Regions from separate parts of the Mus musculus genome. Here region 2 is linked to region 1. The links are chromatin loops, found by intact Hi-C in ENCODE. Cell type or tissue: left cerebral cortex. All regions are shown on one strand.

What was found. A loop is a pair of places that touch in the nucleus more often than their neighbours do. Peaks named below come from ENCODE experiments on the same cell type or tissue, not always from the same donor. Only the 100,000 strongest peaks of a DNase experiment are listed, where the experiment ranks them.
Region 2: it touches region 1 in a loop (3-fold over the local background); 17 of 42 quality-filtered maps call a loop at or near these places.

Annotation. Positions count from the first base shown.
Region 1 is chr2:113,286,743-113,294,742 of GRCm38, reverse strand. Tmco5b (transmembrane and coiled-coil domains 5B) reads right to left here. Exons shown (of 12, transcript NM_029232.2): 3 at 7,216-7,365; 4 at 6,819-6,936; 5 at 6,456-6,506; 6 at 4,940-5,008; 7 at 3,911-3,967; 8 at 3,361-3,420; 9 at 2,801-2,865. It overlaps LOC115489624 (a small nuclear RNA gene), which reads right to left and starts at 6,470; the gene lies at 6,305-6,470. In left cerebral cortex, no CTCF peak of the experiment used is centred here; DNase peaks (open chromatin) are centred at 3,544, 4,610 and 4,855.
Region 2 is chr2:112,778,839-112,786,838 of GRCm38, reverse strand. It overlaps Ryr3 (ryanodine receptor 3), which reads left to right. Exons shown (of 104, transcript NM_001319156.1): 44 at 5,680-5,860; 45 at 6,771-6,879. Among named protein-coding and RNA genes, the nearest start is that of Gm22676, 280 kb to the right of the region's middle. In left cerebral cortex, no CTCF peak of the experiment used is centred here; no DNase peak of the experiment used is centred here.

The sequences.
Region 1 (8,000 bases):
ATTAAGAAAATGCCCTGTTAGCATGCCTACAGCCAGATATTACGGAGGTATCTTTCCAATTGAGGGTCCTTCCTCTCCAGTGACTGTAGCTTGTGCCAAGCTTACATTAAACTAGCCAGTACACATTCCATTCCTAAGAGAAAGATAAATTGTACCTAAACTCTGCCTACACCTCTGGCTGACTTTTAAACTGAACTACTCAGGGCAGTCTGTGAGCATCCACACTGAGGCTGTGGCCGACCTGATTGGCTTGTAAGCTGCCACCAAAGACAGATTGTGTGACTTCAACCTAATGTCAGAAGGATATCCAGAAACTCCCACGTCTGGCTCTTTCTTTCTAGTAGCCTAAATTCTAATTTTTCCCCTCCATGTTGTAACTGCTCCATGCTTACAATACACACAAGGGTCTGGGCTGACCTCAGGCCAGAAGGTATAATACCAGGGGGAATAACTTCTACCATTCTCCTCTTCCAGCTGCCGACTTGTCTCTAGTATATGCCTGCTTTTATTCTCTCTCTAAAGCCTCCTGGTCACTGGTATTTGTTTTATGTAGAGTTGTTTCCTGGTACAGAATTGATCCAGGAAGCTTATCTAGCATTTTCATGGATATTTCCTTTTATAGTAATCAATAAACATGTAAAGGGAGAATTGGCACAGGCTCCCAGCTCTTCCATGATGAAGTAGCTTGTGTCAGGCCAGCCAATTTTCCAAAAGTAACTGCAGAAGTGAGTGAAATGCATAGAATGCATTGGATAAAGTGCTTGGGAGTCCAAGGGACACCCGAGTCGGGTGAAGCACTTAGAGGAGCTCTTCCTTCCCCGTGGCTCTCCATCAAGAACATGTGCCAACTCGAGCTGTAGGGAAATAGAGTCTGAGCAGAAAGTAGTGACAAAAACTGGCTGAGGAGGCCGAGTCTAGAGTTCAAGACCATCAAAGCAAATATCTACATGGGCTTGCCTGTCAATCTAGAAGTTGGCTCCTAGTGATATCTCTGTGTAACTCAAGACTCAAAGAAAAAAAAATCAGGAAGCAAGGTCAATGGACATGATTCTGTATCCAGAAGTCTACATGCTCCTAGATAGTGGTAAATGATTGATCCTAAAAGCAAATGAATGTAACATTTACCATATCTAAAACTATCAGTATGATCAAAAAATGTATGTGAATACTACAGAGAATGACAGTACACTGTATGAATGTTAAAGAAGATCTAAACAAATGGAAGGATAAAGTTGGAACAACTATTAGCTAGACATTAATTAACTTCTAAATTTTATTTGCAAATACCAACAATTGCAATGAAAATCTCAGTCAGTTTTTATTATTTTGGTAGAAATTATGAGACTAACATAAAATATTTATATTGAAATTTGTGGGTCCAAAATAGACAAAATAATCTTAAATAAGAACAAAACACTTGCAGATTATTTCTACCATATATTAAGGCTAACTATGAAGCTGGGATAATTAAAACAGTTCAGTATATGTGAAAGGACAGAGACATAGATTAATTGTACAGGACAAAGCATGTGAAAACACATATGCTTACACGCATAAGGTCCCTCATCTACAAAGCCACAAGGCATCAAGAGGAAATGCATGACCTCTGTAAATGTTACAGTTTTAAATTATTTAAAGTTTAAAGATTGTACAGGGCTATTTGGACACGGAAGACATAGATTTCAGGTGAGTTCAAGTGTAAAAATATATAAAGTTTAAACAGTAAATATGAATCTGGGGTAAATCATAGAAGTTTTGAGCTTCTGAGAACTGAACTTAAGGCCCAAGGGAAACAATAAGCCAACAGAAAGAGCGCCTTCACCCGTAGAGCCACAGTCCAGCCCAGAGCTCTCCAGAGTCCTTATGAGGATGCTGATTCAGCCACTGCAGAAAATTGTTTCATCCAGTACAACAAAGATATGTGTACCTGAATGACCACTCACAAATGGAAGGATACATCTATCAAAAGGCATACATGAGGACATTATATAGCAGATTTTAATATACCCAAACTTAAAATGGTCAAAGTGTTTGTCAGTGAGAGCTTAGTGCTGTCATATTCATACATTGGGATATTATAAAGAGCAAGTCACATGATACAGTAGAGATAATCCTCAGAGAAAGAGAACATAGGCTGAGTCTATAGAGAAATTGAGGATAGAGGTTTAGAATGGCCAGACTAGGGGATACCTCTGCAAGGGATGTTGACAGGGTAGAGCATTCAAGGAGACTTCTGGGGCTTGTAGTAGTCTATATTTGGATTTCAGTGGTACTAATGTGTATATACATAGAAAAAAATCTAACAGCTACGTATTTAAGACGTGTATGTTCTATGTATATTGTGTAAGATGCGATACAATTAAGAAGTATAAACAAAAAGTAAGTGTGTCAAATCCCGTGAAAAACATCTACAGATCTCAGGTCATTCCATTGTACCAATGTCCTGGGAAAAATTGTGACACACACAGATGCCAGTCATTTGTGTCTTGAGGGTACATATCTCTTCACTGTAATTTCCCCTGGAACATAGCTCTATTAGTGTTGGGAACACTGCCCTCAACTATGAAAAGAGCATCATAAAGAGATTTCAGGACCCAGTTGCTGGGGAGGGCAGAAGACCAGTTTGAATGATTTTGAGTGTTCAGTCTGGAGCAAGAATAGAGGTTGTGGGAAATGACCTGCTGTGGGTCCTTCACTTCGTGACACCGTGACACCAATTGTTCTGAGAACGCCGTGCCTCCCAGGGACTGCCTAGGGCCAGCAGTGCAGTGTACCAGAGGGCATTATTTCCCAGACTTACATTTCTTTCTCAAGCAGCATCACTTCTTTTTCCTTCTCCATCTCCCTCAGAATTTCTTGGTATTTCTTCCCATGGGCAGGGAGGGCATCATAAACAAGAATTGTTGTCTTTATTTCAAAGTCACTGATAGGAATATTCCACTAAACAACTAACATTCCAAACATTTCACATAACAGGGGGTACAAGGTAGGGGTGTTCTAATAAAAAACAAATCAGGGTACTAATCAGAGGATGGGCATAGAAAAAAAAAGTTCCTCTTCTAGGCCTTGCTTGCGCTTAGATCCCAGATCTGAGCTGCACTGTGTTCCCGGAGCACAGACCCCAGCTCCCTGAAACCTCAGTGCCTTCAGAACTCCTCAGACTTACTTACTAGACAAATGCATTGAGGAAAATAATGTATGACAAGGTTTCCCCACATTGTCTAGAGCATTCCTGTTTGGTGGTCATGTCAACTGAACAAAAGGCATTTTTACATAGCTGAGGGTAGCCTAACAAGAAAGCAGCTTTCTCCAGACTTGGGGAGACATGTCTCCATCTGACTGTCCTCTGAGACGTTGTACCTTTATGTAGTGGGCCTGGTCTTCACAGAGCTGAAATACAGATTGGTAGTCACTTTCCATCTAGGAAAAGAAGAAAGCACAAACCTCATGACTTCAATGGGTACCAAGCATTGGCTGCTTCCCTGGGAACCTGCCTAGTCCATTGGACCTGTGGCTGGTTACCTAGCAACCCCTTACTTGAAGGGAAACAGCCACAACCTCACTAAGAGGTGACCTAGTATTCAGGCACAGGACCTAAATTTGAGAGGGGGGAGGGATAGAATTTACCCAAGTTGTCCTGAGTCTCTTTGGAAAACAGAAAGGAATGCAGTAGACTGTTGGCTCTGGGGTTGTACAAGGTATTTGGGGCAGATGAGGGTTTTTAAACATTTTAAGGTCAGTATTTAATGACAGTGCTTTTTCCACCTGCCTGTGAATCAGAAATTCACTTGCCAGACTTCCCTGCCCCCTCCCTGCCATGCCTGAAAACTGTTCTAAAGACCCTCGGACTTTCCCTTCTACATATGTCCTAGGCAGACCCTCAGTGGAAGAGGCACTGGTCTAATCTAACCTTGGCGATTTCCTTCTCTTGTTGTGCACAGGACTCGGTTGACTTTTGTAGTTTCACCTAGGGAAGATGGTAATGGCAGAAAATGAACAGCATTCCTTTGTGCAAGGAAAACCCAGGCCAGCAAAAACCAAACTCAGAGCTGCTATCATGTATTGAGGACAGAGAAGTTATAAACAAACTTAGCTAAATCTCACAATGGCAAACTGACATTAAACCCCAGTAGGCTGACTCTCCATTGAATGTGGCCATTCTCCTCCCCTGCACTGACCAATGACCACCACTGCTCCCTGTACTCAGTGAGCATGGTACGCTTATGCTCTCTAAGTCACACGAGGGTCATAGGAGACATTCGACTTGTTCAGAGAAAAGCAGACAATGGAGCTCTTGATGTTGGCCTCAGCCAGATGCCACACTTGTCCCCTAAAACCACACAGAGCTCCACAATAGGCTTGTCCCCAGTCTGAGTCGACGCATTTGTCCACTTAACAAATATTTACTGGACCTCTGCCAGAGGATAGAATGCTCTAGACATTGAGGTGCAAATAATAGAGTCTTACAAATGAATACTTTCACTTGCTTTACTTTCTAATTGAGGAAAAAGACAAAGTGAAACTCGAAAATAAAATTCACCCTATAAGCCAGTGCTTGGCAAACCGTCTACGATCACCAGTGCATCCTTATATAACTGTGGGAATTAGCATTTTCTTTCTATTTGGATGTCTGTATCTATGTGTCCTCATTTAGATATAAACTTCTCCAGAGAAGACAGACTCCAGTAAGTGTTTGGAATGTGTTTTCTTAACTGATGAGGCTTTCGAGACATCCCCTTCCACCCAAAGGCAATGTAGCCACCTCTAGTGCGAACAGAACTGTCAGGGTAGCCCATGGCAATAAAGGATGTTGGCACACCTCTAATACACAAATGGGCACGTCTAGCGCCACACCTAGGAGAAGCCATGAAAACAGCCTCCTAGGACCTAGGACTGATACACGTGTCACAAAAATGTCCCAGCTTGCTGTGTGACTCACCTTGAATTCTGTTACTTTCTTTTTCAGGGTTTCTGGATCAGAGGCAATGTTCTTGAGTCCTTTTGAAATCTGAAATATCATTGAAGTAGCTGTGAGCTCCTCAAGGCAAACAGATGAGCTAGGATAAGGTTAGGCTGGGGTCTTAGCCAGCGGAACACTTGTGCTTACTAACTCGGGTACAGAAACATCTTGAATGGAAACATGTCTCTTTGACCCGGTGGGAGCTGCTAACTCAATCCTGAGTGAAGAGGCTTCTCTCTCTCTTCTTTCTCTTCTTTCCTTTCCTTTCCTTTTCTTTTTTTCTCTTCTTTCTCTTCTTTCCTTTCCTTTTCTTTCCTTTCCTTTTCTTTTCTTTTTTCTTTTCTTTTCTCTTCTCTTTTTTCTTTTCTTTTCTTTTTTCTCTTCTTTCTTTTCTTTCCTTCTTGACTGCCTCCCTCCCTCCCTCCCTTCTCTCTCTCTCCTTTCTTTCTTTCTTTCTTTCTTTCTTTCTTTCTTTCTTTCTTTCTTTCTTCCTTTCTTTCTTCCCTTCCTTCCTTCCTTCCTTCCTGTTTTTTTTTTAAAGATTCGTATTTGTAATTGTGTGTGTGTTTGTGTGTGCATGTGTAGGTGTGTAGGTGTGCGTGTGTAGATGTGTAGGTGTATGTGTGTAGGTGTGTATGTAAATGTGAGTACAGCTGTCTTTGTCATCCAGAGAGAATGGCTTCAAGTCCTTGGACCTTGAAGGAGAGGTGACTGTGAACCACCTGACCTAGGTACGGGGACCAGATTCAGGTTCTCTGTAAGAGTATGTGCTCTTGAGCACTAAGCCCTGACTGGACATCCTTTTCTGTCCCCATGACCACCATAGCTCCACACTGAGGAGAGAAGCATGGGCTTAACAGGAGGAATCGGGGAAAGAATGGGACATTGTTGCTCACGTAACTATTTAGCCCTTTTCCCACAGCCTGGCATGTCTGGAGGACAAATTTGCGTCTGAAGACTGAAGGTGATGGGGGCGTAGGGCAAATGTTTACCGTCTTCTTGTTTATCTGACTAGAGAGTTCAGAAGATTCTTTAGAAATCAGTCATATTTCAAGATAGACTCAAGTGTGTGAAAATTCACTTCATTTGTATGTAGCATATAATCTATATTTTATGTGGTTACATATAACTGATGAGAAAAAATATACATATACACATATGTGTGTGTGTGCGCGCGCGCGCGTGTGCATTCGTGCATGTGAGTTATATTCCCTGAATTCACCACATATGTCTTCTGTCCATTTCACCAGCCTTTGTTTTGTAATGATAATGCTGTTGGAAATAGGGTACCTTACAATTTGGGATGTCCCCTTACCTTCTTGTTTTTTTTTTTTCTTTTTTTTCCAGGGGAGAGCACGAACGCAGTCCCCCACTACCACAAACAAATTATGCAGTCGAATTTCCCGCATTTGGGGAAATCACAGGGGTCAGCACATCTGGAGTGCAATGGATAAGCCTCGCCCTGGGAAAACCACCTTCGTGATCATGCCCTTACCTTCTTCTGAAGTTCCATCACATTCTTGCTTAGGGTCTTATTCTTTTTCTCCTGTAGGAAGAAAGAGTTAAAGGAGACAAACAGATTCTGCTTTCAAGACCACTGACATAATATGTGGGGATAAGGGTGTCAGTTAAGTGCACCTCGGTCCTTCATAGAGGACCTGGGACAGAGTCAAGGTCGTATGCCCATGCCTTGTGCTTCATTGTCACAGAGACCACACCCCCACCCACCCACCCACCCACCCCCGGCAGCTATGATTTCTGTAGCCACAGAGGCAAGGGGCATATGCAGAGACCCTGGGGACAGACAGAGCGATGGCTGCAGAGGGTTTCTTAAGGTCTCCTTTAGAAGTCTTCTCACCAGCTTTGCTGACTCCAGCTCCAAGTCCTTCAAGGCAGTCTCCTTCTGTGCTAGGATCTCATTGAAGTCATCCCTCTCTGGGACTCTTCCTATGGACAGGGCAATATCTCTCTCAAGACTGAAAAACAAAGTTACTCAGGTGTGGATCAGTCCAAAGGAAGCTGCCACTGAAATCACGCCGGAGTGACAGTGCAATAAAATGTCAACGAAATGAAGAAATTGATGCAAGGATCCACACCCAAGTCTTTGGGCGGGGGGTGGGGGGAGCACAGAGGTCAAGTTTCAGAATTTAAATCACACACTGAAATTTCCACCAGGGAACTGACCCCCCTTGCTTCCCTTTAGGCTATGGGACATCACGTGAGGAGCCTCTCCTTCACCAAGGGCAAAGCCTGACCTTTGTATAGATTCTTCTTTCTTTTGAATCTTTCTGAGGAGAATCTGATTGGCCTCATCCAGCCTCTGTAGATCCTTTTCAAGGTCTGAGTTCAGGTACTTGAGATTCTGTTTTATGGCTTCTAAAGTTGGTATTTCTGTAATCTCAGCTCTACAGGAAAAGCATCATAATGACTAAACTCACCACAAAACCCCACAACTCCAAAAGGACACACATGTATTCTCTTTCATCCTCTAGTCTCCTGTTGTTTACACACCTAATTGATTTGATTGCTTTTTTTCATAATTAACCAATTTCTGTGGTATTCCTCAGAAAGTAAACATTTGTCACATTTTCATTTTAAATATTATTAAGCAATACTCACTAAGATGCAAATCTTTTGTGTACAAAAGGAAAACCATATTTTTTATATAAACAATTGGACTCTAACTTATTCACCTCCAAAATTTTATATGGAAAATATGGCATCTAATTAATATCTGTAAGGCAGTTAAAGGTGGGAAATAAAAGAAAATTCTTGCCTTTTGTTACAAACTTGAATATTATCTGTCTCAGTCTATCAGAATCTTTCTGGCTTTCTGGGGAAGGAGGGAGGGGAACGGATCTTTCCCCTGAACCAAGCTGATGTACTGAGTGACAGAACAGCTTCTGCTCAAGGTCCCACTGTGGCAGTGTGTAATGAAATAAGGGAAAATGGAACTGAAATTTCTTCCAAGGTTCTCAGGCTTAAGAAAGAACATCTTCACAACTGAGGCATGGATCACTGGAAATTTCTAGAGCAGTCA
Region 2 (8,000 bases), 510 kb after region 1:
TGGAAAGATCCAACAAAGTCTCAAAAATAACACCAACAATAAAGGACTATTGTAGAAGGGTAAACAATGTCACTAAGTACTCAGGAGATAACTACCAACTAGGTTGGTAAGAGATGGTCCATTGTTCTTAGATCAGTGGCTAGAAGGTAAAAATGATAGTTTGAATCAATGAGATAATCAGATAACCCTCTCTGGCTTGCTCTTGTCTTATCACAGTAGTTTACAAACAGATGCCTAACTCCTCCTTCTCAGAACAGGAGGGGAAGTGATGTCTTCAGTACCTGTAATGATTTGGTTTGGACAAGTCCCCTGGAATGATACCAAAAGTGGCATTTACTGAAAAACATGTTTTCTGTCTCAGTTAACACCCCTACCTTGTGATACTCTGTTAACTAAACAAGGTATTTCTAGACTCTTAATGAACCCCGTGTGCTCTCTCACTCCTAAGGGATATCTCTTTTCCCTAGGACTAGTTGAAATCTGAGAATATGCACAACTTAGGTTCTTGCAAATAGAAGCTGACAATGGTCTGATAATACAGTGATAGCCAGGATTTTCCCTGAAATCATTTCAAGCCTCTCCCTTGAGTGAAATCTACTCATTTATTCAAGAACGCTTAGCTGGGCAGTGATGATACATGCCTTTAATTATAAGACTAGGGACATGGGGAACAAGGGGCACAGAGGCAGGCTGATCACTGCAAGTTCAAGGACAGCCTGATCTACAGAACTAGTTCTACAACAGCCAAGATTACACTATGTAAATTTATCTTGAAAAAAACTCTTTTGTAGATGATGGTGAAGTTCAGAGTAGAATACTTGCCTAACATGCACAGACTCTGGGTTAAATTCTAAGCACTTAAAAAATAAACAATAACTATTTTTGATTGCTTATTATGTGTCAAACATTAGCAAAACTGTGAGCACACAGGATCAGATAATACAGACATATTACTTTGTCCTTATAAAATGTACAGGTTAGAAGGGCTGAGCAGCACCTAAAGAAATATTCAACATCCTTAGTCATCAGGGAAACACAAATCAAAACAACCCTGAGATTCCACCTCACACAAGTCAGAAGGGCTAAGATCAAAAACTCAGGTGACAGCAGATCCTGGCAGGGATGTGGAGAAAGAGGAACACTCCTCCATTGCTGGTGGGATTGCAAGCTGGTACAACCACCATGAAACTCAGTCTGGTGGTTCCTCAGAATATTGAACATAGTACTACCTGAGGACCCAGCTGTACCATTCCTGAGCATATATCCAAAAGATGCTCCAACATGTTTATAATAGGCAGAAGCTGGAAAGAACCCAGATGTCCTTCAACACAGGAATAGATACAAAAATTGAGGTACATTTACACAATGGAATACTACTCAGCTTAAAAACAATGAATTCATGAAATTCTTAGGCAAATGGATGGAACTAGAAAATAGCATCCTGAGTGAGGTAACCCAGTCACAAAAGAACACACTGATAAGTGAATATTATCCCAAAGGCTTGGAATACCCAAGATACAATTCACAGACCACATGAAATTCAAGAAGAAGGAAGACCAAAGTGTGGATGCTTCAGTACTTCTTAGAAGGGGAACAAAATACTCAAGGTAGACAAAGTGTGGAGCAGAGACTGAAGGAAAGGCCATACAGAGACTGCCCCACCTGGGGATCCATCCCATATACAGACACCAAACCCAGACACTATTGTGGATGTCAACAAGTGCCTCCTGACAGGAACCTGATAGAGCTGTCTCCTGAGAAGCTCTGACAGAGCCTGACAAATATAGACGCGGCTGCTGGCAGCCTACCATTGGACTGAGCACGGGATCCCAAATGAAGGAGTTAAGAGAAAAGACTGAAGGAGCTGAAGGGGTTTGCAACCCCATGGGAAGAACAATATCAACCATCCAGCCCCCCACCCCCACCCCAGAGCTCCTAGGGACTAAACCACCAACCAAAGAGTACATATGGAGGGACCCATGGCTCCAGCTGCATATGTAGCAGAGGATGGCCTTGTCAGGCTCAATGCCCCAGTGTAGGGGAATGCCAGGGTGAGGAGGTGGAAGTGGGTGGGTGGGTGGGTGGTGGAACACCCTCATAGAAGCAGGGGAAGGGAGGATGGGATAGGGGGTTTCCAGAGGGGAAACCAGGAAAAGGGATAACATTTGAAATGTAAATGAATAAAATGCCAATTAAAAAAGTGTGCAGGTTAGTGAGAAAACCAGATAAAAAAAGGTTCCAGTGTTTGAGATGACCACATTTCTGGGGCTCTTGTGTTTTAAGATACTCCTGAAGAATTTCATAGAGTTCCCCAAGTCAAGAATTTATGACAAGAGAATGGGAAGAAAGCAAGCATTGCTGACAAACAAACTTAATAACAGAAGCGTAGTTAGAACATAGGGAGTGAGAAAGGGTAATAAGTTGGAGATGAGATCAGCAAGGCTCTATTAATTGTCCCTGGAGTCTGACACCTTTACTGACATAAAATGAAGAGAATCATTTCCATTTCCATCCAACTGCTCAGACATGTTAGAAAGAAAGTCATGGCATTATCAATACTGAGTTGAGAGCCTTTGATGAAAGGAACTTTGGGCATTCACACAGTTGCTAATCTCATTTCTTATTTTGGAACTCCAGAAAAAAAAAATATTGTGGGATGCTCTTGGACCAAAAACCATTTACCTCAAAATGTTCTTTCTACCTTGACAAATACACTGAGGGTCAGCATTTGGCTTCCCCAGAGTAGACTTACACTCTTCTGGCCCCACTATTCCAGGAAGCCTTTGGAAATTCTTCTTCTCAATCCCCTGTCTAACCAGCCTCGGTGGTTGGATCCTGTCCTCTTCCTCTCGGAGAGGACATTTGCATCCCCAACATATGTCCGAACTAAAATAATCAGGGAATAGCTTCCTGGGTCAGTTCTCAGAGTCAACCTAATTAGCTAAATTGTGAAGAGAAGAGATTTGGATCAAAAAGGGGCTAATTGGGCAAATGAACTTAGATGTAATCTCAGAGTCCAACTCTGATTCCTCAGCTTCTGCTTCTGGTGTGTCTGTGTCCCACAAACTCTATGGTGCTAATTGCTCTGGGATGAGCTGAGCTGAAGACAGCATGCTGATTAGAAACTGTGCTGGCCTGCAAGCATTTTCAGTATGAGCTAAACACATCAACGTGCAGTCTTTGGGTCAGCCTTATTAATAAGGTTTTTCCCCTTCATTTTGGCTCTTATCATTTCAAAGGACATATATGCATATTGCCTGCTAATAATTACAGGCTAGAAATATTTGAAAGTTATGACATGCAATACATCTGTGTCTAAGAGTATTTGTTTATGAATACGTCACTCCTTCTGGTAGTTATACTGAAATCTCCCTCCTGCAAGTAAACTGTATCAGGATATATAGAGACTATCAGATAAATTGGCATGCTATTCTCTTTTAAATATATTTATATTTAATATTTGAGAATTTCATACATGTACACAATGCATTTTGATCAAATCAATTTTCCTGTCCAATTCCACCCATACCCCCACCACTTTTCCCTACAGATACTGTTTTTTGTTTTTTGTTTTTTATTTAGCCCTTGTAACCTAATTAATACTGCCGGTATGTGCATGGGTTATGCTTCTTGGATATTGTATACTGGGTGAGACTTGACTAGAACTTCTTTGTTTTGAGAAAGAATCTCACTGTGCATTCCAGGCTGGACTTGAACTTGACTCGACCTCCTGGTCCTAGGATTACAGACATATGCTTCTGTACCTAGCTCGTAGATGGCAAACATCTTCACAACTTCTCTCAACGCTCCATGAAGAAATGAGCTGTATGACAACTAGTGAACAGTGATGAGCTGTTTAAATTCAGTTTAGTGAAAAATTCTGGATCAAGTGAACATAATTCTAAAACATTTTTACAATCCCACAAGAGCTCCCATTTTTATATCCCTAATTGTAGTACTAGAGAATCCCAGGGCTATGAAGAAGCCGACCAAGTACCCTGCCCCAAGCTATGTGCTCAGCCTTAATTATTCCAAATAAGACAAAATTTTCATGAAGCAAAATTTAAACTGCCCAGATATTTTTAAAATATGTCTATAAATTATCTGGTATTCCTCCCTCCAGAGTGAGAAGCCTAAATCTTCTTCCTATAAGTATGAGCTAGGGTTAGTAAACCCCTTTTAATGACTAAAATACTGCAGGATGCGCATATGTAACCAGACTGTTCCAGGGACTGAAGATTCAGCCCTGTCCTCTTGGTCTGTGGGAAGCCAGAGGCCATTTCATGAGGATGCCCAAGCACTGCTCCAAAGAGGCCAACATGGTAAGGAACGGAGGCCTGAATCTGCCATCCAACAAGCAATTGAGGCATCATGAGAACAGCCACATCGTGAACTTAGAAGCTGGTCCCCCAGCTACAGACAAGTCACCAGGAGACGGCAGCTGAAACCAACTGGAGACTATAGCTTCAAGTGCATCCCAAGCCAGGACTATCTAGCCTAGTCACTCCCAAAGTCCACACCTGTGGAAACTGTGAGATGGATGGTTATTGTGTTAGACTGTGACGATGTCAGATCGTCTTCAGAGGACTTAATAACTCCATAGCTAGCCAGTTGTGTGCACCTTTAATTCCAGCATTTGGGAGGCGGAGACAGGCAGATCCATGTGAGTTTGAGGCCATCCTGGTCTACAAAGCAACTTCGGGACAACCAGGGCTACAAAGAATAATCCTGTCTTGAAAAAACAAAAAGAAAAGAGAAAACTCCATAGCTATCCAAATGCTCACTCTCTAATACAGTTCACCACCCAAGAAATACTTAATGGTTTTGAAGAAAAGCTATTTTTAGGCTTTATGTAATGTGCATTTTAAAAAACATGCATTCGAGTCTGGCTCAGGGATCACATTCTCAAACATAAATTAAGATTTCACCCAGGAAAGAGGGTATGTTTAATAAATTGCTTAGACAAGCTGTAACACTGCTTTGGAATGTAAACAGTTCTGAGACTCTACAGCTCTCCCGTCCTAACTGTGCCTTTTCCTTTGTCACTGGCAGCTCATGCTTGCCTCCTCCAAAGAGAAATGCAAAGACAGCATAGAGAGCTCTGCCCTGCCCCTTTTCTCAGAGCTATTACTAGAAAATTTTATCCAGCAGATTCTTCATCATGATCAATGACTTCTGATATCATGAAATCAGCCCTCTGAATTCAGATTGTCCTGGGATATGTACTTAACTCCAAGAGAATCATTGGGTAAAGAACTTTGTTATCACTTCCCCAGATCAGCTGAGGCGTGATAGCTTAGTTATCTTCTTACTATTCAAGGAAGGAGGCCAAGTGTTAAGATATGAAGCTCTTTTGTCTGCGAGTCACTTGTAAATGAACTTGTTAGCAGGAGATTGAGTGGTATCTGTGGCCTCAACATGGTAGGGTCATCCCTGAGGTTAAAAAAAAAAAAAAAAAATCCTGAGCTGAAGAGGAAAATTCCATTCCATAACGGTCAATTCTATAATGAATAGATCTGGCCTCATTTATCAGAGGTCACCTTTCCTTCATCAGTATTTCCTCATCACATTAATAGGTGGAAAAGCAAATGAAACACTGCTCTCCCCGCACATCAGCTACAAATAACTTCCAGGTTGTCCTTTCCAGAGGGAAGGACACCAGGCCTCTCTCTCCCTCAGGCGAAAGTGTGGAAGAAAATGCCAGCGTTGTGGTCAAACTGCTCATCAGACGTCCCGAGTGCTTCGGCCCAGCTCTGAGGGGTGAAGGAGGCAACGGACTGCTGGCGGCTATGCAGGGTGCTATTAAGATCTCAGAGAACCCTGCCCTCGACCTCCCTTCCCAGGGTTACAAGACAGAAGTGTAAGTGAATTTTAGTCCAGCGCGTGTGCAGTTGGTGGGCTGGCAAATACTGCCAGTTGGTGAACCGCTAGGGTGGGATCCATAACTTTGCCTGGTAGAAAGAGCAGATGTTTTATGGTGGTTCAAATGCTTAAAATCACTTTGTCAGGCCCATGATTATTTTGGCTTGTCCAGAGAGAGCTGAGGGGGGCAGTTGCAGTTTCTTCCATTTCTTTAGACCACTGGGCACAGCTGGCAAACCACTGAGGCCTCAGGAGGACTGCTCGGGGAAGTGTTTTGAGCATTTGGAGTCCTTCCAGATTGGTTGTGGAATTTAAAGGTTCAGAGTCTAGTGGGTATAGTCTATCATTGCCTTGTTACTTTCCCCCTACCATGTCCAGTAGTCATTTGTCTTTCTTTATCTAGTCTATGCTGCATAGAATAGAGAATGTGTGCACACCAGCAGGGTTGACTCTCCAGCCAGTTGGTTTTTCATTTCCCCTACATCATCAGTTCTGAGAGGTGACTTAGTAGACCAGAGAGAGCTCAAAATATATTTGTCTCAACATTCTTATATAACATGAGATAAAACTAAGACCTGAAGTAATATAGCTCATTAACCTCAGAGCTAGGATGTTAATACAGCTGTCCTGACTTCTTGTCCAGCTGGCTTTCTGTGTACATTCAAAGAGGAAGAATAGTAGATAACATCTAAATTCACGTTTCAAGGTTCATAGGATCCTGGAGCTGTTGTGAAAAAATATTTGGCCCCTTTGAGTTTAGTGAATAAAACAACTTCACCAGCTCCTGAAAGGAAGAGTTGTGAGGGAAAGTTTGTTGAACCAGAGTGAGGCGTTCTGTTTAAGCAGTGCCTGCCACTAAGCAAAGCAGTCTCTCACATGCCTTCCCCATGTTGGTTCTTTCTCTGCAGCACACAGGATGATGGAGAGGAGGAAGAGATTGTGCATATGGGCAATGCAATTATGTCATTTTATTCAGCGCTTATAGATCTATTGGGCCGCTGTGCTCCCGAAATGCATGTAAGTGACAGAGCTTCCTGACAGCAGCTTTGAAGAGCCTGAGTTGAGAACTCCAGAGAAGCCCTGAGTCTAGTTTCTTCATCTGGGTCTGGTATTTCCTAATAAGCTTCTCTCTAGATTACTTTTAGCTAACGCCAAAGTAGTTTCCTCAGTGGACCACTTTCTAAGTGAGGAAATGACAGAGAGAAAGAGAAACAGAGAAAGACAGAGACAGGGAGGGAAAGAGACAGAAAGACAGAGAGACAGAGAGATCTTTGTATATGTTTTGTTTTAAAAGCCTTCCAAAAAGAGGCTTCCATGTTCCTCAGCTTGGCCCAAACATGGCTAATCTGATTTTTGGCCATACCATTGTAAATGGCCTCAAGAGTGCCTATGTGGGAAAACTTGTCTTGATAACCATGGCTTTGGTCTCTGGGAAAACAGCTGGGACTTTTACAGGCACACACACACACAAAGGTGGTTCTGCCTGGTGTGGTGTCTTCTTAGACCTCCAGCTTTGGTCTAAAAAGCGTTCATTCCCTTTCCTCTCTCACCTCTGCTGATGGGATATTTGGTGTTTTTCATATACAGCCATGCACTGGAACTGGGAGAAAACAGTTGATCTTCTTATGGAGGGGGAGTCTACATCTTGGTGTTGGAGGCTGATAAGAATGACTAGGATCCCTGTTCCTGCTGGGCTGTACCAGCCTCACTACATCAGCCTCTCTTTATACTTCAGTTACTTTAAGGAAAGAAAGGAACTCAGAAGGGAGTCAGGGAAACAGCAGGGCGCCCTACAACTTAGGAGAATGGCAGGCCCCTGTACCTGCTCTAGTTCTCTTGATCACTTCTGGAAGCAAGTTACGTAGCTGGCATGTTCTCACAAAAGACAGCATGTGAAAGCGAACTCACCTGAGCCTGCCTAAGGAGGAAATAAATACATTCCTTTCTGCCTATAACCTCCCCGCCCTAACATATCACACACGCACGCACGCGCACACGCATGCGCTCACTCACACCCCTACAGACCTGTCTCAGAATCCATCACCCGACCTGGGCTGACCTGGACCTCAGTTTCCAGAGGGTACTTTTCTGTAGAAGATCCGCTGCGCTCTTTTGGGAGACTTCTTGTGCAGGAAGAT